Linked DNA regions of Homo sapiens: all the other regions are linked to region 1. The links are chromatin loops, found by intact Hi-C in ENCODE. Cell type or tissue: dorsolateral prefrontal cortex. All regions are shown on one strand.

Region 1 (4,000 bases):
TCTTTCGCTCCCCTTCTCCCCCAGCTTTCTCCGCCCTGCCTCCATCCCTTCCCTGCAGGCCCCCAGGAGGCTGAACTGCGAGGTTAAATAAATATCTGACGGTGGCTCAAGGAAACAGTCAAGACCGTTGCGAGAGAAGAAACCCAGACCTCGGTGGAGATCCGCTCCTAAGCCCAGCAGCCCCCACTCCGGCCCAGTTGCATGCTGAGCCCTTGGCCCCCTCGGGCCTCACCCAACTTCCCCAAGATAGCCAGCCCCCTCCAGTACGGCCCCTCTCCTCTGACCTCCTCCAGCTCTGGCGCTGGTAGAGCTAGAGCTAGAGCTAGAGCTAGGGCTAGGGTAGTGCGCTCAGGGTTACCGTATTTCCTCTTTGCGTTTTAGGTTTTGAGCGCAGGTATTTAAATTCTCCAGCCCACGGGAGAGTACTCTACGTACTGTGAAAAGAACTCTGTTGGGAGTCGAGAGATGTGAGATTTTGGTTTTGTTCTCTTAGCTCTACTATTAATCTTGCTCCTGACCTGCAGATCCATAAATCCAGTTTCCTACTTCACCTGGATATCTAGCAGGCATCTCAAACTCAACTTGTTCTACTTGGAAATCCTGATCTCCACCCCGGTCCCCCACCTGTCAGTCTTCTCCATCTCAGAAAAGGGCAGCTTCATCTTCCCAGTTGCTGGGGAAGAAAATCTTGGAGTTATTCTCAACTCCTCTCTTTTTCTGTCATCATTCATCCAAATGCCTTAGCAAATCTTGTTTATTTTGTCTTCAAAATATGTCCAGAATTTGCTACTCTTCACCACCTCCTCACTGAGCTCACTGTTCCAAGCCACCATCGTCTCCTGCTAGAGTAGTGCAACACCTCCTAGCTTGTCTCTCTGCCTCCCTTCTCCCTCTTAGTCTGTTCTCAACAGAGTAGCCAGGGTTGTCCCTTTAAAACTAAAGTCAGATCATGTCCCTATTCTGCTCAAAACCTCCAATAGCAGTATATCTCACTCAGAGAAAATGTTCCTTACAAAACCCTAGTGATCTGATCACCCCTCTGCCCCTTCTTGTCACCCTTCACCTCCTCCTCATCACTCTACTCCAGCCATACCTGCCTCCTAGATGTTCCCTGGGCAGGACAGCACACTCCTGCCTCAGGACCTTTGCACTTGCTGTTCCCTCCAGATTCCTACAATGGTCTCCTCTCTGCTGAGGCTTTCTCTGACCAATGTCCCACCCCAATGCACACACCAGGCTCTCCACCTCCCTTGCCCTGCTCTGTTTTTCTTAGTTGCGCTTGTCATCATCTAACCTGCTGCATATTTACCTGATGATTTGTGTATCTCCTTCTGTTAGATTGGAGGTGCTGTGAAGACAGAGGCTTACAAAAAGTCTCAGCCCTTAGAACAGGGCTTCACACAAATAGGCACTCAGTAAGTATTTGTTGTAGGAATGAGCTAGTCACTTTCCCTTCCTGAGCCTTACTTTCCTCACCTGTGCAAGTGAATTGGACCCATTGAAAGTCCCCCTCAGCTTTGAGTCTCATGGTAAGGGATGAACATTGTGAGAAGGTGAGAGGGAGAGGTAGACAATGGCACAAAGCTGTCAGTTAGCTCTGTGTTGGAGTGGAGCAATGCATGGCAGAGAAGGCTTACTCCAGGGAGGCCCAGAGGGCCCACATATTCATTCGTTCATTCATTCATACATTCATTCATTCTTCACTCATTCAAGAAGTGTCCCTCAAGATCCCTGGTGTGCTCAGCCTGGGGCAAATCCATGGGGGGCGGGGGGCGGGGACATGTAGAGTAAGACCTGGGCCATCAACAGCTCTGCCCCATGTTGGCTGTGTGTCCCTAGGTGAGCCTAGGATCTCTCAGAGACTAGGCTGTCTCACCTGTAAAGGTCATAGATAATTTCACCTGCCCTACAGGACTCACGAATTAGACTGAGTGTCAAATGAGATAATCCCACCATACATACTTAAAGTGTATGACTGAGAAACAAGAATGAACATATACATCAAGATCACAGTCCTTTGAGAACTTAGAGTATGGTCTTTGTAGCTTAGAGCCCTCTCCCTCCTATTTTCGCCTGGCTGTTGATGGGGTCCCTTGGGACTGACTGAATTTTATTTTTCCCCAGCCTTATACTTGAAATTGGCTTCCTTTCTGACCCCAGGCATCCAAATGAAGGCTCCCCCTCGTGGCATTTCCTGGAATAACAGGTCTCTGCACCTACTGAGCCTAGAGATGGTCAGCTAAACAGCACAGAAAGGAAGCAGGAAGAGGCCAGAAGAGAGAGAGTCTGAAGACTTAGGAAAGGGGCAGAGCAAACCTGCAAAGAAATGCTAGACTGGGAGGGACCTGGGACTGCCTCCTCACACCCCGTTTTACAGATGAGAAGCTGAGGTTCAGGGAAAGGGAGGTTAGAGGCAGGACTGTAACTCAGGAATCTACACACTCCTGTGCTGGTTTCTTTACCCCAAGTACCATAGGCATTTATACAAGTCAATGAGCAAACAGTATAGATGACAAATTCCCTCTACATCTGGCAGCATCCCCTGAGGGCCTCTGACTATGCAGTATTTTCTCCCAGGACGAAGATTCCCAAATGTCAAAGACAGCATCCGGAGAGGCTGGTATAACTTCAGATCTAACCTATTTCAGAGGCAGAGGTTAAAGATAGACAATTCACCTGGATTTTTCTCTTCTTACTGGGGTATGGGTGCAGGGGTGAGGGTGGGCACACAACTAAATCCAGTCCTACTTAGAGATCCAAAATGACCAACTCAATCAGAGGGATGCGTGTGTGTGTGTGTGTGTGTGTGTGTGTGTGTGTATGTGGTGTTACAATTGCAAGTAAGAGTGCCTTATAAAGTTTCTTTTTTTCACCTGCATCTTATAATTTACTCCTCACTGCTAGTATTAGCCATTTCAGAGATGACAACAATGAGCTACCAAAGGACCAAGTGATTTGCTCAAGATCAGAAAGAATATTAGGGAAAGACCAATGTAGTGCATACAGAAGGCACTCAATATGTACTCAATCACCTATCCATAAGACTTCTTTGTTTTATTGAGTTGACTTTGGGAGGAACTCTTCCCAATCTGAGGTTGCTTCCCACTGTGCGGGAGATTCATCCTGCCTTCCTTGGATCCTGGCAGCCTGGAGGGGCCTCTGGCTCTCTATTTAAGGCAAGCGGGGAAGTCGGGCATGACCACAAAGAATGTAGCAGCAGAAGAGGGTGCAATGATGGGGTGGGCAGGGGAAGAGACTACTTGCCTCAGTTGAGCTGAGGGGCTTCCAAATAGCCTCCACTGGCTGGCTGATGGGAGGCCTGGTCTTCTGATCACCCTGGGGAGCTTGGGACCACTATGAAAATACGCTGATGTTGTCTAGGAGCCAGGAGTAAATCTTATTGTCCTATCCCCTTGATATATCAGCAGGGTGCTCAGTAGGTGGAGGAAATCCTGGAACTGGGTTCTGGTGCTTAGGTTCAAGTGCTTAACTTCAAGTGTGACCCTGCAGTTGTTGTAGAGCAGTGGTTGGGAACACAGGCTCTGGAGCCAGGCTACCTGGGCTCATGTGCCAGCTTCCCACTTAATATATCTGTGACCTTGACTGCACCTCTTGGAGCCTCAGTTTTCTTATCAGTAAAATGGGGAATCATAGTACCTACTCAAAGGATTTTTGGATGCATTAAATGAATGAATCACATAAAGTATGTAGGAAAATGCCTGGCACATAGTAACTGCTCAGTAAATGTTATTGTTAGGAAAGACCCTTCTGTCTGGGTTACAAGATCATTACCTGTATGGTGAAAGAGATTGGGTTAGATCAGTTTTTTAGTTGCAGGGGCACAGCTCCCTGGAGAAGATTTTGTTTTGTTTTGCAGGAAGGGAAAAACTATAGAAAGTAAAACTTGGTAAAACATTCTGTTGGTGCAGCTTGCAGAAGATTTCACTGTTTTCCCAAAGGGGCATGAGTTTACAAGATGGATTCACAGAATTGGAGCATC
Region 2 (4,000 bases), 170 kb before region 1:
TGTCCTCCCTTAGCCTCCCCCGCCTCGTCCCCATCCTTGTCTCCTCTTTACATTTCTAAACGGGGAAGAAAGCGGGTAGGGCAGGCAGCCCGTGCCCCTGGAGATCCCTCTCCCTCTCTCCCTTCCAACTCTTGCCACTTGCAACTGGCCCGATTTCATTACCAATTTTAATTTGCCTCTAATTAAATCCTGTGTATTTTTCCGACTCGCTTGCTAATCCACGAGGGAGGCGGGCGGCTGGAGTGGAATCTCTTGGAGCGATAATTACAAAGGGCCTAATCACGCCGGGGCTCCTGCCTCGGAATAAATTTGCCCGCATTACGGGGCTCCGATCCTCCGCTTTGCAAATGAGAATGACCCCAATTTCCGAGGATGGCCTCACCGGGGCTTTTTTCCCTCATTTCGAAGCCTGATTCGTGATGAGAGACTAATTCGTTACGCTGAAACATTAACGGCAATTTAAGGGGTCTGGCAGGGGCTTCGTAAACAAAAGGACGGGCCCACAACACGGGCCTTGGGAGGGGATGGACACGGGGAGGGCCAGCAAGGACCATCAGCTTGGCAGATGGCAGCTCTGTCCCTGGATGAACGGCAGCTGGCTGGGCCCACACCATGCCCGCTCCCAACCCTTCTGCCCTGGTCTGAGGTGGAAAGTATCTCAGGGTGGGAGCCAGCAAAGGTGAAGAAGGGAAAGAAGAAAGCACAAATAATTCGGGAGAGGAGCAGAGATGACCTGAGGGGCTGAGAAATGAGTGGAAAGTAGAGGTGGAAGGGAAGCAGAGTTGGGTGTAGATGGTGTATTTCCCAAGTAACATGAATGCATTTGGCTGAAAAAAACCAGAAGGTCAAAGTGGACCTCAAGCTGGATGGATTCTGCTGTGCCATGAGGAAGGCTCAGGCAGTGGCCTCAGGCACAGAGGCAGCAGCAGAACACTGCTAACTGGCAAAGTCACCCACTTAGTCGTTCACTTTCCCCAGCCCAGATGCTTCTTACTGGACCCTAGACTAGGTGAGGGGAGATGGGGGTGAAGAACTAGGAGGAACACACCACAGAGATGTGAAAGGCTGGGCTGGGCAAGGGCGGCAGGGTTAGAATATCAGGGGGGTGGCTTCAGGATGGTCACTGAGTAGTTTAAGGAAGTCACCTAAACCAGGTCACCTAACCTGACCTCAAGAGAAGAGAGAATTAGAAAATTGCAGCAGGGCATTACAGGTAAGACAGAAGGAAGGAAGGAAGGTAGGTGGCTTAGCAGTACTTTGCCCCCAAAAAGGAGGCTGTCTTATGGAAAGGAGGCTCTATATTACTACCCCTAAAGGCAAAAGATTAATATGCTTTATTAAACATTAGGTAATAATTATAATCATCCCTTATGTTTGTAGGACTCTATCATTTATAAAAACCTGGTATCTGAACTGACTTGGAGGTTGGAGACTGGACCAGGTGGTCCCAAGCAAGCCCTGCTGGCTCAGAAAGAGGGCAGGAATGTGGTTGGCAGAAAATGACATCACTCACAGCCAATTACAGCAGCTGTCCCAACAGCCTCCCAGCTTCTCTCCCAAGCTTTGGGAATTGGGTATGAGCATATGAAAGTCATGATGCAGTCCCTTCTGCTGCACTTAGCATAATCCCAGGGCAAAGGGTAGGCAGGCACTGTGCAGACCCCACCAAGTCCTGGGCGCTGGTGGGGAGGAGGGGTTCAGTAACACTTGTTGAAACCTAGTGGGATTGGGGGAGGTAGCCCGTTTAACTGCAGTTTCTTCAGTGGCCAGCAGGGGGACTCAAGAGCCAGGGATCCAATTAAGGTTCTGAGAGGGAGTCCTTCCCCGCGTCTAACCTTCCCTGCAGGGGCGAACACTCTCTCCTTCTTCCCCCCGCCCCGCCCACTCTCCCAATTTAGATATCACCTTCCCACCTTGAGACAGACAGACAGACACACACACACACCCCCCTTTTGGCTATAGAAAAATAAATGGCCTAGTACCCCAGCATCTGTCTCCCATTTTTCTAGAGTCCCCCTCTTGCCTGCTTCTGCTCTCCCAGGAAAACTTATGGCTGAAGGTGTTGAAATGACTAATTGGATGGAGACAATTATCTTCCTGCCAGGGATGGCAGAGCTGGGGAGGGCTGTGAGTGCCGTCAGTGCCCCAATGTGTGGTCCACGGCTCTTGGTCCATCCGTGTGTCTATACCTGCGCTTTCCTAGCCCCACCTCAGGCTTCAGAACATGTACCTTAAGCCAAGGTATCCAGACCCTTAGGGTCTCTGTGAAATTCGGCCCAGGCTTCTGTATCAAGCTTGGGCATTAGCAATTCCTAGAGGCCCTACCTCGTGGGGCTGGCGTCTTTGGGGCCCTTGGGGGTGTACCCTAGAGAAGGATTGCTTCCCAGAAAGGAGGCAGCACCAGGCTGGAAGGAAGGGATCATTAAAAGGTTATGGAACAATCCACAGCCCCTGCTGAGGTGGGCGTGGGCATGCAGCCCTGGCTGGGCCCTTGGGTGGCTGTTTCTGCAGGACTAATGGTTTAGGGAACTAATTGTTAGGCAGCCTTGGTCTCCATGGGATATGGCAGGTCCAAGGGTGACTGGGGCCCAGAAGGTGGAAGGGGCCTGCTTCACCTTCCAGGTGGCAGTGTTTCTGCGGAAATAGGCGAACATCCTGGTGAACCAGTTATAGATCTCATTCAGGGTCAGCTGCCTGTCAGGGGTTTCCAGGATGGCCTGCGGGGAAGGAACAAGCAAAGGGACCGTCAGCCTGGGCCTCGAAGGGTCACAGCCCTGGGTTCCCTCCCCCAGTACCTCTCCCTTCTGCCTAGCCCCGAGTTCACTTTGTGAGAAGACCTGCTCAGAAATGTGTGGATAACAAGATGGGTGGTGGCTGGTGGGTCCCCTCAGAGGGACAGGCTGGTTATAGCTTGGCCAAGGATAAAGAGGGCAGGAGCCTCCAAGGGCTATGTATTTGTACAAGAAGGATTGGAGCTGCTTCTGGAGAGAAAATGCCTTTAGTACCTGGCCCTGCACCGAGGGTGAAAGCAGTCAGTCCTGTCTTTCTTGGGAGAGATGTCCACGGGGTGGAGGCTGTTTGGAATTTATCCTGATTTTGGCAAAAGGTACCCTAAGCACAGTGTGTGTGTGACAGAAAGAATGTGTGTGAAGGTGTACATGCCTGTGTGGGTATCAGGGAGGACATATGTGTCGATGTAAGTTCATGCTTGAGTGTGAATACTATGTGAACATTGGTGACATGAAGATCATGGGCTTGAGGGAGGAAAGACAAAGGAGAGAGACGAAGAGTGACCCTGAGTCTATCATGGCGGGCTGTGTACGTGGAAATGAGCACATGAATGCCACGGTGGGTGTCAGTAAGAAGAACAGTGTGTGCACCCCCAGAGACACATAACCCTATGCAGCAGGCTGACAGGGCCCAGCCTGCAGGAGAGCCCCGCACAGCAGAGAGGGAAGACCGCCACGTGAGAGGGAGCGGGACAGCTCCATTGCTTGGCCCCAGGACCTTCCTGGAGGCAGGGGTGTGGCGGGGGCTGGGGGAGCAGCCTGTGTGCCATTCCCCACCCTCCTCCTACCTGCCCTGCTCACCTGGCGGATGAGGGAGGCGTAGGTGAAGGGGGGCCGGACGTCGGCGTTCTTGTAGAACTCATGATTCTGGGCCAGCTCTGGGGAGACAGGCAGAGGATGAGGTAGCCAGATATGGGGCTCAGATGGGAAAAACAGCCTCACGCTGCTGTCGCCCTGCAGCCCCCAGCCCACCCTCACCTGAGGAGATGGGGGAGCAGAACTTGTCACTGCTTCTCCGACGGGCTGGGCCCCCACCATGCAGGGAGGCAGAGCCCAGGCCAGGGGGCCGTAGAGGGGTGACAGGGGCTGCGGCCGAGGTCGGGGGGTGCACGAGACCATCTGGGAATGAGTCTGCTGCAGAGACGGTCACCTTGGAGAATGAGGAGGAGCCGGGGACCGGGTTCAGCTGTGAGCAACGGGGAGGGTACTGA
Region 3 (4,000 bases), 260 kb before region 1:
TGCAAAAGTCCAGGGAGCTGGAGAACCACTCTCGCCGCCTGGAGATGACCAACAAGCAGCTCTGGCTCCGTATCCAGGTCTGGTCCTGAACTTGGACTTCTTTGGTAACTCTGACCCTTAACCTGGCTCCTGGCCCTAAGGGGCAGTACTTGTACTTCTGAAGTTGGAGACACAGGAATAATGCCCATTAGGAAGGAGGATGTATCAGTTAGGATGTTTTGCTTTGGTAACAAACAATCCTCAGCATCTTTAAGCAACACATATCAGCTGGAGGTTCTGTTCTGTGAGACCCTCATTCTGGCACCCACGCTGCTGGCACCCAGCTCTCTGATGGCACATCTAGAGCTGGCTCTTAAAGCCATTGTCACTCTTAAGGTGCCACATGTCACTTCTGTTCAATGGGCTTGGCCAATGCAAGCACACTCTACAAGTACTCTAACCTCAAGAGGCAGGAAAATGCAAACCTATCATGTGCCTGGAAGGTAGAGAGCTGGAATCATTTGGTGGGTGGCACTAGGAATCTCCACAGGGCCAACCTAAAGAACCAGGAGCTTGGCAGAGTCAGCCCTACCAGCTGGAACTGAGAGTTCTAGTCCTGGCTCTGAGTTGAGGGCCTCTTGTCCTCTTTAGACCTGAGGCTGGCCCTTTACACAAAGGGCAATTGGACTGCACCTTGTTTCTCTTTCTTATGGTAGATGACACAATTTACATTAAAATCTAGCACACACAGGCACAAAGTGAAAAATCAGTTTCATGAAGTAACGCTCCCCTCGTCCTTAATAGATGCAATGCATTCTAATAATTTCTATTCTAGTCTAGTCTAGACAAGTCAATTTCAATTAAAAAAATAGAAAGCTGGTCAAGACTCACTACGGTGGCTTCACAACCCACTAATGAGTTACGACTTGTAGTCTGAAAAAACACTGGTCTAGACTCTAGAGCTACCCTATGCTTTCTTCCAGCGGAAACACTTTGGGTCTTGGGTGCCGTAGGGCAGGGGCAAGTGCTGTGATAGAGGCCCAGGGGAGGGGTCCTGGTGGCTGGTGCCCATAGGTGTGTTCCCCAGCCTTCTGTCTGCTCCCCTGCAGGAGCTGGAGATGCAGGCTCGAGTGCACGGCCTCCCTACCACCTCCCCGTCCGGCATGAACATGGCTGAGCTGGCCCAGCAGGTGGTGAAGCAGGAGCTGCCTAGCGAAGAGGGCCCAGGGGAGGCCCTGATGCTGGGGGCTGAGGTCCCTGACCCTGAGCCACTGCCAGCTCTGCCCCCGCAAGCCCCGCTGCCCCTGCCCACCCAGCCACCATCCCCATTCCATCACCTGGACTTCAGCCACAGCCTGAGCTTTGGGGGCAGGGAGGACGAGGGTCCCCCGGGCTACCCCGAACCCCTGGCGCCGGGGCATGGCTCCCCATTCCCCAGCCTGTCCAAGAAGGATCTGGACCTCATGCTCCTGGACGACTCACTGCTACCGCTGGCCTCTGATCCACTTCTGTCCACCATGTCCCCCGAGGCCTCCAAGGCCAGCAGCCGCCGGAGCAGCTTCAGCATGGAGGAGGGCGATGTGCTGTGACCCTGGCTGCCCCTGTGCCAGGGAACAGGGGCCGGCCTGGGGGCTGGGAGGGCCAGGGGCACCTCCCTCCCACCCTTCAGGCTGCACTGTGTGTGAAGTAGCCACCTGCCCTGCCTCCCTCCTCCCCGTTGGCCCCTGTTTGGACTTAGTGCCTGTCTGGCAGCCTGTGGGGTCAGGAGAAGCACCCCCAGGGCAGCCCTCTTGACTGGCGCAGTGGGAAGAGGCCTTCAGCCCCTCTCCCGGAGATGGAATCGCGGGGCAGGGAGGGGCAGGGTGTTCTAGAGGTGAGAAGAGGGCCTGGTGGAGATTCCCTGTCTTCTGAGCCCGAGCCCCTCATTACCAGTGAAGGACATGCTTGAGGGGTTCGGGAAGCTCCTCATCTGAGGCAACTGGTCCTGGGGGTGCTCAGGCCTGCCTTTTTGGGACTCAGATGGCAGGAGGTCCACCCCGCAGCCTGGTCCTCGGCTCTCCCACAGGTGGGCACCCCCCACTTTGGTGCTAATAGCTCTCCACCAGGTGGTGTGAGCGCGGGGGCTGCCAGAAGCGGGAGGGGTCACTGCCGGAAGAGCAGCTGCCCTCCGACCCCTCACTTTGTGCCTTTAGTAAACACTGTGCTTTGTACTTGCTGGTCCTGTCTCTTTGGAGTGGGTCTAGGGCTGACAGCGAACGGGAGGATTCAACCCAGCGGGCCCCCTCCAGAGTGCGGATGCTGCCTGAAGGGAGTCGGGGTGGGGGGTACAGGGAAGAGGGAACACGCTTGTCACACGCCTCAGCCCTGCCCGGGGAAGACGAGGGGTTTGGGTGCTGAGGGGGGCACGGTCCCTCCTCACGGCCACGAGGTGGCGCTGCGGCCACGCCGGTTCCACACCTCCAGCGGCGGCCGGAGCGAGACTAGTTGATGTGGCGAGAGGGTTGCTCACAAACCAAGTGCGCCGCCCTTAGCTGCTTATTTGGGGCACCCTGGGCCCGGGGTGGGGGGCATGCTTCTTCTGTCCCACCCCTGTTCTGGGGGTGACCTCCCCAGGTGGGCGGCCACCCGGCTTGAGAAGCTGTAGCTGGGCGCTCTGGAGGCGGCGCTCGCGCTCTGTCTGCCAGACGGGCTTCCCGGTAACTGAGGGGCTGCGTCCTGCTAGGGCTCTGGGGAAAGGGACCCCCGTGAGCTAGACAGGGAGGAGATGGGAGTCCAGGACGGCGCGTGGGGTGTTATGGGCCCGGGTCCCCCCGCCCCGCTCTGGCTCTGGCAGCGAGGCCTGGGCGCGGCCTTTCCTCCGAGCTGCAGTCCTTGGGCCTCTGCTTGGAGACGTTGGTGTTTATGACCTCGCCTAGGAGGGGGACATGGGCTGGGGACAGTCAGGGTTCGACTGGCGGCTGCTCGAGCCCCGGTGCCTGGCGGGAACAGGGAGAGGGCTTTTCGGGCTTCATCCAGTTCCCCTCTGCTCTCCACGGCCGCTTCAGGCAGAGACCAAAATGGCTCCCCGTCATCGCCCTGAGAGGCTGAAGGGGCCTAATTTAAAAAAAAAAAAAAATCCCGGGATGAAAATGGCTAATAGGGCAATTTCCTCTGTGCCGAACGGGAGATCAAATCAACGTTGAGCAATTAGCGTGCGAGGGGAGAGAAGGAAAATGGGCCGGGCGGCTGGGCGCTGATGGTGGCCGGGCTGGCGCAGGCTGCAGGATTAATCTCAAGGTCAGATGGAGCCGGGGATGACCTTGTGGAGCCTGAGCCAGCCGGGGCGCTGGCGCCTCCTCCTAGTTCCAGGTTCCACCCCACCACCTGGGACTTACCCATGCCCTGGAAACCCCTCTGAGCCCCGTCTGGGTCAAGCCCTGAACTCTGTGAGACACCTGATTAACTAGGCTTGGCCTGCCTTGGCCGGGGGATGAAGGCTCCGGGAAGTCCCAAGGCCGGTCCTTCAGGCCCCTGAGAAGTCTCTCCCGACCCCACTGGCTCTTCCACTTCACCCTGGGGATTGACCTAGTGGAGTGGAGGGCTGCCCACCTGCTTCCTCTCACAGCCCTTCAAGATCACGGATAGCCCTTCCTGCCAGCAGATGTCTGCTAAAAAGAAATAAATATTTAAAACATTTTTAAAAAGGAAAAAAAAAAAAAAAGAAAAAGATCACTGATATCCCCGCCTCCACCTGCCTGCTGCTTTCCTGCCCCTGGGCTCCTTCAGCCTGGCCACTACCTCTGGCATTGGAGTATGGACTGCATATTCGACAGGACAGAGGGTGTGAGTGGGGTTCTGTCCACAAGAGGGTGCCCTGGGCCAGGACTAGGCAGCTGCCCGCCGCGGCTGGTGGGGGTGGGGGAGTCTCAGCTTCATTGTACATTCCAAGCTGTCTGCCTGGGTGGCTCCCATCCTGCCTGGGAGTCCTGCAGTCCTACCGATTTGGCTGAGGCCGGCCCAGGAACTACTTCCGGTATTTCAA
Region 4 (4,000 bases), 80 kb before region 1:
TCTCCCATCTCAAAGAGGAGGACACTGAAGTCCAGAGAGGGTAAGCGACCTGCTGGGTCACACAGTAGAGGCTGGATAGAAACCAAGGTCTCTAACCCTGTGTGGCTTTGTGGGTCTGCTAGGCAGACCTAAACAGTTAGGTCTGCCTGGCTGCACAACCAGAAAAGCAGGCTGGTTCACCAGGACACTGTGCTGAGAGTCCATGGCACATTACAAAGTCTCTACTTGCTCCTGGGGGGAAACATCTCAAAGGCATGATATAGTCACTATTTTCTGGGGATGAGGTTGAGCACTGAGCTGTATTTCCATGGAAAACAGAACAAGGAAAAACTAGACCAAATGCGGAAAGAAATGGAGCCCTCTGTTACCGAGAAAGAGGGCTGGGGCAGGGAGCGCTCTTAAAACTCAAGTGAAGCTTGGGCACACTGGCAGGCCTTAGTTTCCAGAGGCAGAGATGGAAATGATAATCATACTTACCCCTCTAAGTTGTGAAGATTAAAGAAGATGATGCAAGTGAAAATGGCTTATAAATAGGAAAGCAGTACACAAATGCTAGTAATGATCTTTACAGCAGCGGCCTGGTAAATACTTGTTTTGCTGCTGGGAATAAATTGTATATCACCTAGATGTCATTACCCAATTCCGGACAACTATACCATTGTCCTTCAAGCCGTTGCAGCCTACTGTTGGAGCGAGAGCCCTGGTTTTGAAGTCAAGCCTGAATCTGCACCTCAGCTCCACCACCTGTGCACGTGTGTGACTTTGGATAAATCATGTAACTCTCTCAGCCTCGAATTGTCCATCTGCAAAACAGGGACACATGCCTACCTCATAAGGTCATAATGATTTGATGAGTTGGTAAAAATGAAAATATCTATAATGGTGACTGGCACACAATAGTTACTCAATAAACATTAGCAATTTTTTTCCTGTTCCTCAACAGTTTCTAACTTTGGATAGTTTGTTTGCTGCGTAGTTTCTGTCTCTCTTCTCCACTAAAATGTAAGCTCTGCAGCACAAGGACGTGCCTGTCTTGTTTACCGCTGTGTTTCCCAGGCTGGGCACACAGTGTGCTACAGATATTTGTGAAATGAATGAGTGGAAGTGCAAAAGCACGTTTTTAAAGGATGGGAAGGAACTCTGACAATGTGAGAATGCTCACATTGGATCAGCCCCAAGGGGGACCCGGAGCTGTGCCAAGAACCCTATTAGGGGTCAAGAGAGTTGGCCTCTGGTCCTAGCTCTGCCGCTCAACTGCTGAGCCACCTCCGGGCAATTTGTTGGCCTTCTCTGGCCCTCTTTGTGTTTCCTCCAGAGCGTGGGAGCCCTAAGACTCCAGGGCTTCCCTCTTAGAGGCTGACCTCCAAGGAGCTCTGGCCAGCTGGGAAGTGTGGGATTTCGGGATAATTCAGGGACTAAATGAAGAGAAAGGAGAAGTGGGAGAGGATAAAGACCGGGAAGGAAGAAAAGTCAACGCGTGGCTGCGGCGCTGGGCAGCTACGGGTGGGGGTAGATTGGGGGAAGGCCGCGCTGGGCCAAAGCACGGAGCTGCTGTGCGCTCCCCCAAGCATGTCTCCGCCGCGGCTGATGCGCCCGAGCCTCCGCCTGCCCCTCCCTTCCTTGAGCGCCTCGCCAGTTCCCGCCGTCACTGACTTTCTGACTTCTTAACTTGTCAGCAAATCCCAGAGTTAAAAATGCACACGCACCCCGGCCAGCCGCCAGCAGGGCCGTCTGGCCGAGGCTCCAGATGTGGGGCCACCGCGCGGGCCGCCCGCCCCGCCGCGCAGACTAAACAATCGGCCTTGGCCGTGAGCGCAGCGCAATTCCAGATGCCGCGTCCCTCGCGCCGCGCGCTAATTGGGCCGCGGGCGCGAGGCTCTGTCAGCGCCAGTAAGGCCCTGCCCAGGGCGGCCTTGGCCGGGCGCCCGCCCGCTGGGCTACCTAAGGCGGGGGCAGGGTGGAGAGATGGAGGGGAATAGTGGGGCGGGGGGGGGTACGAAGGAGGGAGAGAGAGGAGGGAGGAGAGGAGGAGGAAGACGAGGAGGAGGACAGAAGAAGACACAGTGAGACAGGCCACGAGACAGCGTCAGCTTGAGACAGAGAAACACGAAGAGGGGCAGACAGAAAGGGACAGAGACATTCTCAGAGAGATAGCTTCAGAGACAAAGAGAAAGCCAGAAGCACTGAGCCATATTCAGATTCAGAAGGAGACAGAGAAGGTAGAGAGGGAGAGAGACCACAGAGATTTGGAGTAACAGAGGCAGGGCAGACTGACACGAGAACAGAATCAGGAGAGACCAAGACAACGAGAAGGAAACCAACGTGGACGCGGCCGGGAAGAACGCAGGCGGTGGGAGCACAGGAGACGCTCATGTTTACCACCGGGTCGCAGCTGCCTGATGGGTGTCTAACCCCTTTTGTTTTATAGTACCTCCTCCCTTTACATTCTCACTTTTTATCATTCTTCCTAGACCCGGGCGAAGCCGGGAACTGAGCCCACCCGCGCGGTGATCCATTCCTAGTCTGGCTGGGGGACTGCGTAGAGAAGGAACCTGAGCCGTCGAGATTTCACTCCTAAGCCTGGGCTTGGGGACAGGGGTTCGCCCTGGACACTGCGGGAGGGTGCGGGATGGGGCTCCGTGGGGATTTGCCTAGAGGCAGGGGATGCCCCAAATGACCCCTGTAGGGCCCGCCCCCAGGCAGCCACCTCGGCAGCACCCTCCTTTCCTATGCGCCCTGGGGCCTCTTCAGCTCTAGAGACAGGAGGATGACTCAACACAGGTTAGTCAAGACCCAGGGCAGGGAAGCCCACCGGGGACCACCCGGGGGAGCCCCCCAGCCTCGCGTTCTGCCCCCGCTGGGAGGCCCGGGCGCCCCGGGGGTGAGGGCGGAGGGCAGTGCGGCGGCCCGGCGGCTCTTGGCGGCCCCTCTCTGACAATCTTTCCTTTGTTTGTTTTCTTAAATCTGGGAGGCCCGAATTCCTGCCGGATTCCGTAGGTTTCACTCAGGAAGGAGGCGCCCCCACCCCCACCCCCTCTCACGTCGGACTCGGCTGCAGGGGGAATGGCAGGTTCTTCCCGGAGGCCAGCGGCGCGCAGCCCCACGGCCCGGGCAGGGCGAGCGGGTGCCCGGCGCGGCGGAGAGTCCCGGGCGCCCTTCCCGCGCGCGCCACCGCGCAGCCCCGCCGGAGGGCCGCGGGCAGCCTCGGCAGAGAAAATTACAAGAAAAAAAAAATCAAACCAGGAGCGCTTTAAAACACACAAAGAGTAGCCCTCCCTCCACCCAGCTTCATTCCACACCCCATCCACCTCTCACACTCCCCCACCCCTTTTTTATTTTGGTCTCCAAACTTGAGCCTCATTAATTTCCAAAAAAAATTTCCCCCAATAAAAGGCAAACATGGAAAGAAAAACAAACTATTAGAAAATAGAGGAGGGAGGAAATGTTATTTAAAAGGTTAGCAGACCGCATCATTTTCCAATGATATTATATACTCCCAGCAGTATCCAAAATATATATGGGCCCTGGGCCAAGAATGTAAAAAAACTTTTTTTTGAAAAAACCCTTACTTAGACACAACATCTGGACCGGAGAGCGAACAAACCCCCCATTTATCACACTTAATCCTCCAATGAAGCAATCGACAGTTGACTTCTGTTTTGCTAATTTAGTTGCTTTCAAGCGCCGGCCCAGTCCAGACCGGGAATTAAGTGTCACTTGCGGAGGGCCTGCCCTGCCCCCGGCCGTCTTCGCTCCCTCCCGCGCCCAGGCTCTCGGATAGGGAAAAAAGGCCATTAATGAAGAAAGAAACTTTTTACGAATTCCCTTTACCCCCGCCCACTCGGGTCAGTGAAAACCTCGACTGTGACCTAGCTCTGTCCCCCGCCCAGTACCCGACACCCACTTCCTTGGCAGCCACGCCCCCACCCGCCAGCTGCCTCCCCCCAAGACTCGGTGGAGCAAGGCCTCAGCAGGCACAAACTCTTGCAGCTCCAGGAGG
Region 5 (4,000 bases), 56 kb after region 1:
GTCTCTCTCTCTCTTTCTCTCTCTCTCTCTCTCTCTCTCTGTGTGTGTATGTGTGTGTGTGTGGGGGGGGGGTGGGGGTTCCTACTGCCACTCCAAGAATGGGGAGAAAGCAATGAAGAGATGAGCTGCGCCTACGGTCTGTGCTCTGGGCCCAGATCAGACTTACCTGCTGCCGTATTCTCTTCACCACAATGAATAGCAGCAACAAGATGATGCTGAATGCCACACAGTAGGCACAAAATAAGCGCACAATACATATTGAATTAAATTTACCAACAGCTGTCACTATCACGATCCTTCCTGAGTCTCCACAGCTTGTAGATTAATTAAGTCATTCACTCATTCCACAAATACTTAGCAAGTACCTATTAAATGACTGAGCAACAGGAAGACAAGATCCCATCCCTCAGGGCGCTTATACATTCCTGGGTCAGAAAGACAGGAAACAGATAAACACAGTCACACAACATGGTATCAGGCAGGACAGCCCTTTGTGCTGTGAAGGAAAGATGAAGTGGGCCAGAGAGGAACTTGGGGAGGAGACAGAGACCCAGAAGAGAATGAGCCATGCAGACTTCTGAAAGGGCAGGGTCCCCGCGGAGGGAACTGCAAATGCAGTGGCCTAAGATGTGGAAAGTGCCTGGAATGGAGCTCAAAAAGGAGGAGAGAGGGTGGAGGTGAAAGGGAGGGTCAATGGAAAGTCAGGAGGGTCAGATTCTGTAGCGTTTTGTAGGCCATGATGAGGGAGAGAGTGTCTTGAATTATATACTAGGTGTGATGGGAAGCCAGTGGATTTTTTTTTTTTTTTTTAGATGGAGTCTCACTGTCTCCCAGGCTGGAGTGCAGTGGGGCAGTCTCGGCTTGCTGCAGCCTCCACCTCCTGGGTTCAAGTGATTATCCTGCCTCAGCCTTCCCAAGTAGTTGGGATTACAGGCACCCGCCACCAGGCCCGGCATTTTTTTAACAAAAATTTTTTTCAGTAGAGACGGATTTCACCATCTTGGCCAAGCTGGTCTCAAACTGCTGACCTCAAGGGATCCTCCCATCTCAGCCTACCAAAGTGCTGGGATTAGAGGCATGAGCCACCGTGCCGGGCTGGAATATTTTTTTAAAAAGAGAACGATGTGGGTCAAGTGTGGTGGTTCATGCCTGTAAACCCAGCACTTTGGGTGGCCGAGGTGGGAGGATCACCAGCCTGGGCAATCTAAGGAAATCCCATCTTTACAAAAACTAAAAGGTTAGCAGTCATGGTGGTGCGCATCTGTAGTCCTAGCTATACTGAGGAGGCTCAGGTGGGAGGATCGCTTGAGCCCAGGAGGTCAAGGCTGCAGTGACCTGTGATTGTGCCACTGCATTCAGCCTGGGCAATGGTAAAACCCTGTCAAAAAATGCAATTTTTGTTTTCAAAAACGATAAACAAAGACTAGAGAATTTAATTTATCCATGGGTTTCAGGTTTGAGTATATATATTTTTTTATTTTTGAGACGGAGTCTTGCTCTGTCGCCCAGGCTGGAGTGCAGTGGCACAATCTCGGCTCCCTGCAACCTCCGCCTTCCGGGTTCAAGCGATTCTCCTGCCTCAGCCTCCCGAGTAGCTGGGACTACAGGCACCCACCACCACGGTGGGCTGATTTTTGTATTTTTAGTAGAGACAGGGTTTCACCATGTTGTCCAAGCTGGTCTTGTACTCCTGACCTCAGGTGATCCGCCCGCCTGGGCCTCCCAAAGTGCTGGGATTTACAGGCGTGAGCCACCGCGCCCGGCCCAGGTTTGAGTATTTCTTAATCAATGATCTCCAAATGTTTCCCAGTCCAATGCGTTAAATATGAACGCTTAGGCAAGATTGCTCCGGAAGGCCCGGGAAATACTTGACCGGCTTATGCCCCTCCCACCCCTACTTTTGAGGAAGGTGCCCGGAATGGGACATGGATAGGGTCCCGGAATTGGCCTTCTCCGGAATCGGAATCTGAGCGAGGACTCCGGGATCCCCAGCCTGAGGACCTCCGGCGTTTCCACTCCCTGGCTCCCCGTCCCACCTGTTGCCTTTGCTATGCCTACCCTGGTTCTTTTTCGTGCTATGGAGACAGCGTGGGCAACTCCAGCGCAAGAAGGTAAGATCCGGTGTCTCTCTGGCGCTCCAATTCTGGCGCTCCAATTCCGCTGCTCCTTAGGCGGAGGAATTCTCTCCTTTCCCCCAGTGAGTCTAGTTGTGGGCAAAGCAGGCTCCGTGGTCCCACACCGCCTCCTGGTGGTTATGAAGGATACTGCAGCCGGGGTTGATACAAGATACAGAACTTTTCCAGCGCCGACAGGGGGCGCAGGAAAAGGCTTACGGATTGCCTGGCAGGTGCCAGGTGTTTTGCACGGCGTCTCACTTACTTTATTTAATCAATAGAGTAACTCCAGAAGAGAGAACTGTCATTTCCCATACTATCCAGATAAGGAAATTGGGGCTAAGAGAGGCAATGCACTTCGATTAAGAACATAGAGCTAGTAAAATTGCAGAGTGATTCTCTCACATTCACACCATCTCTTGGTGCACAGAGTGTGAGAAGAGTAAAATATTGGCTTCCATCCTAGGCCAGGAGCTCTCCCTCTCCTTGGCTCTGAAGAATCATCTAGAAAATACCTTTAGCTGATGTACTGAGCTCCCAAATTAGTCTCTGGGAATGTTCCAAGGTCCTTTCTCATTCTCCATTTGAGCCCATTTCAGATGGGTTCATGGGCCTGCAGGTTGAGACCGGTTCAGGGACAGCTGGGAAACTCTATCATGCATGTTGCATGGATGGGGAGTTAGAGGTCTCTGTCCTTTCTCTGGGATTCAGGCTCCTTGAGCAATCTTATCCCTGAAGGTGAAGAACAAGGTGCTTTGTTCTGAGTGGGGCACTCCTGCGACCTCAGATACTCAGACAGAACAAACGAAGAGCATGGAATGGGTGACCACACTGAGTCGACCTCAGTTCTTCTCCATCTTTAATCCCAAGGTCAGGAGACCTCTGCTTGGCATAGGGCTCTTTCCTTCGTGTTTCATTTTCATTAATTAATTTAGAGGAGTGCAGTGACACAATCATGGCTCATTGAAGCCTCAAACTCCTGGGTTCAAGTGATGGTCCCACCTCATCCTTCTAAGTAGGACTACAGGTGTGCACCACCATACCCAGCTAATTTTCAAAATCTCTGTAGAGATGGAATCTCGCTATGTTGCTTGGGCTGGTCTTGAATCCTAATTCCTGGCCTTAAGCAATTCTCCAGTCTCAGCCTCCCAAAGTGCCAGGATTAGTGGCTTGAGCCACTGAGCCCAGCTGGGCTCCCTCTTTATCAGGCATTGGAAATGCTCAAGCTGCTTTTGCACCTGCAGTGGTCAGGCTGGGGAAAGGTCTCTGGGCAGAGCCCCTCCCCTTCTCCTGCCTGAGATTCCACCCACTCCAGTGCAGAGCTGAGAACCATTCTCCATCCTCTGCTGCTCCCTAGTGGGCTGGGATGCAGCTGTCACTGGTCTCCTTCCCACTAGGCTGCGGCCACTTTCTGCCTTCTCTCCTTCCTTCTCCAGAGGGATGCTCCTTCTAGAGACAGCAGGTGTCCTGGAAGAGAGATGTGAAACTTCGGGAAAGATCTGGCTGCAGAACATCCTGGAATTGTGTCCGCATAAACCCAGGGTCATTGCCCCCACCAAACGCTGAATGCCCTGTGAGGAGCCAGAGGAGCCCCCATTTAGCGTGATGGATTCATATTTTAAAAGTAAAAAAGACAGACACAAAATGACTTTGACAATCAATTTTTAAAGCTGTTAACTTTTAAATAATTATAGATTCATAGTGTCCCAATCCATTTGGTGTTGCTGTAAAGGAATACGTGGGACTGGGTACTTTATAAAGAAAAAAGATTTATTTGGCTCACAATTCTGCTGGCTGGAAGATTGGGCATCTGGTGAAAGCCTTAGGCTGCTTCCATTCATGGCAGAAGGCAAAGGGGAGCCAGTGTTTCCAGAGATCACATGGTG

What was found. A loop is a pair of places that touch in the nucleus more often than their neighbours do. Peaks named below come from ENCODE experiments on the same cell type or tissue, not always from the same donor. Only the 100,000 strongest peaks of a DNase experiment are listed, where the experiment ranks them.
Region 2: a loop joins it to region 1, with 6 times the contacts of the local background. A loop is called at or near these places in 89 of 110 quality-filtered maps.
Region 3: it touches region 1 in a loop (3-fold over the local background); 45 of 110 quality-filtered maps call a loop at or near these places.
Region 4: a loop joins it to region 1, with 2.2 times the contacts of the local background. A loop is called at or near these places in 14 of 110 quality-filtered maps.
Region 5: a loop joins it to region 1, with 2.4 times the contacts of the local background. A loop is called at or near these places in 34 of 110 quality-filtered maps.

The regions. Positions count from the first base shown.
Region 1 is chr6:41,422,850-41,426,849 of GRCh38, reverse strand. No RefSeq gene overlaps it. Among named protein-coding and RNA genes, the nearest start is that of LINC01276, 78 kb to the left of the region's middle. RefSeq lists enhancers at 174-253, 2,276-2,495. In dorsolateral prefrontal cortex, CTCF peaks have their summits at 1,974 and 2,183 (motif pointing left); a DNase peak (open chromatin) is centred at 2,189; H3K4me3 peaks cover 63 bases; H3K27ac peaks cover 1,917 bases.
Region 2 is chr6:41,589,938-41,593,937 of GRCh38, reverse strand. It overlaps FOXP4 (forkhead box P4), which reads right to left. Exons shown (of 17, transcript NM_001012426.2): 11 at 3,768-3,975; 12 at 3,591-3,667; 13 at 2,616-2,717. Among named protein-coding and RNA genes, the nearest start is that of MIR4641, 6.8 kb to the left of the region's middle. RefSeq lists an enhancer at 1-959. In dorsolateral prefrontal cortex, CTCF peaks have their summits at 1,555 and 1,761 (motif pointing right); a DNase peak (open chromatin) is centred at 1,767.
Region 3 is chr6:41,682,167-41,686,166 of GRCh38, reverse strand. It overlaps TFEB (transcription factor EB), which reads left to right. Exons shown (of 9, transcript NM_001271944.2): 8 at 1-77; 9 at 1,089-2,189. The coding sequence ends at 1,568. Among named protein-coding and RNA genes, the nearest start is that of MDFI, 46 kb to the right of the region's middle. RefSeq lists enhancers at 2,446-2,625, 2,646-2,725, 2,260-3,085, 3,086-3,912 and a silencer at 2,342-2,636. In dorsolateral prefrontal cortex, CTCF peaks have their summits at 2,426 (motif pointing right), 3,619 (motif pointing right) and 3,824 (motif pointing right); DNase peaks (open chromatin) are centred at 2,436, 3,336 and 3,816; H3K4me3 peaks cover 1,793 bases; H3K27ac peaks cover 4,000 bases.
Region 4 is chr6:41,503,028-41,507,027 of GRCh38, reverse strand. The region is part of intron 2 of LINC01276 (long intergenic non-protein coding RNA 1276); the gene reads right to left. LOC112267957 (a long non-coding RNA gene) reads left to right here and starts at 2,027. Exons shown (of 3, transcript XR_002956346.2): 1 at 2,027-2,781. RefSeq lists enhancers at 1,104-1,603, 2,081-2,180, 2,884-3,631, 3,632-4,000 and silencers at 1,631-1,710, 1,741-1,900. In dorsolateral prefrontal cortex, no CTCF peak of the experiment used is centred here; DNase peaks (open chromatin) are centred at 1,639 and 3,931; H3K4me3 peaks cover 2,761 bases; H3K27ac peaks cover 1,667 bases; H3K27me3 peaks cover 513 bases.
Region 5 is chr6:41,367,332-41,371,331 of GRCh38, reverse strand. No RefSeq gene overlaps it. Among named protein-coding and RNA genes, the nearest start is that of NCR2, 34 kb to the right of the region's middle. RefSeq lists enhancers at 1-93, 1,373-1,873 and a silencer at 535-735. In dorsolateral prefrontal cortex, CTCF peaks have their summits at 2,075, 2,278 (motif pointing left), 3,262 and 3,462 (motif pointing left); DNase peaks (open chromatin) are centred at 1,777, 2,251 and 3,471; H3K4me3 peaks cover 555 bases; H3K27me3 peaks cover 1,378 bases.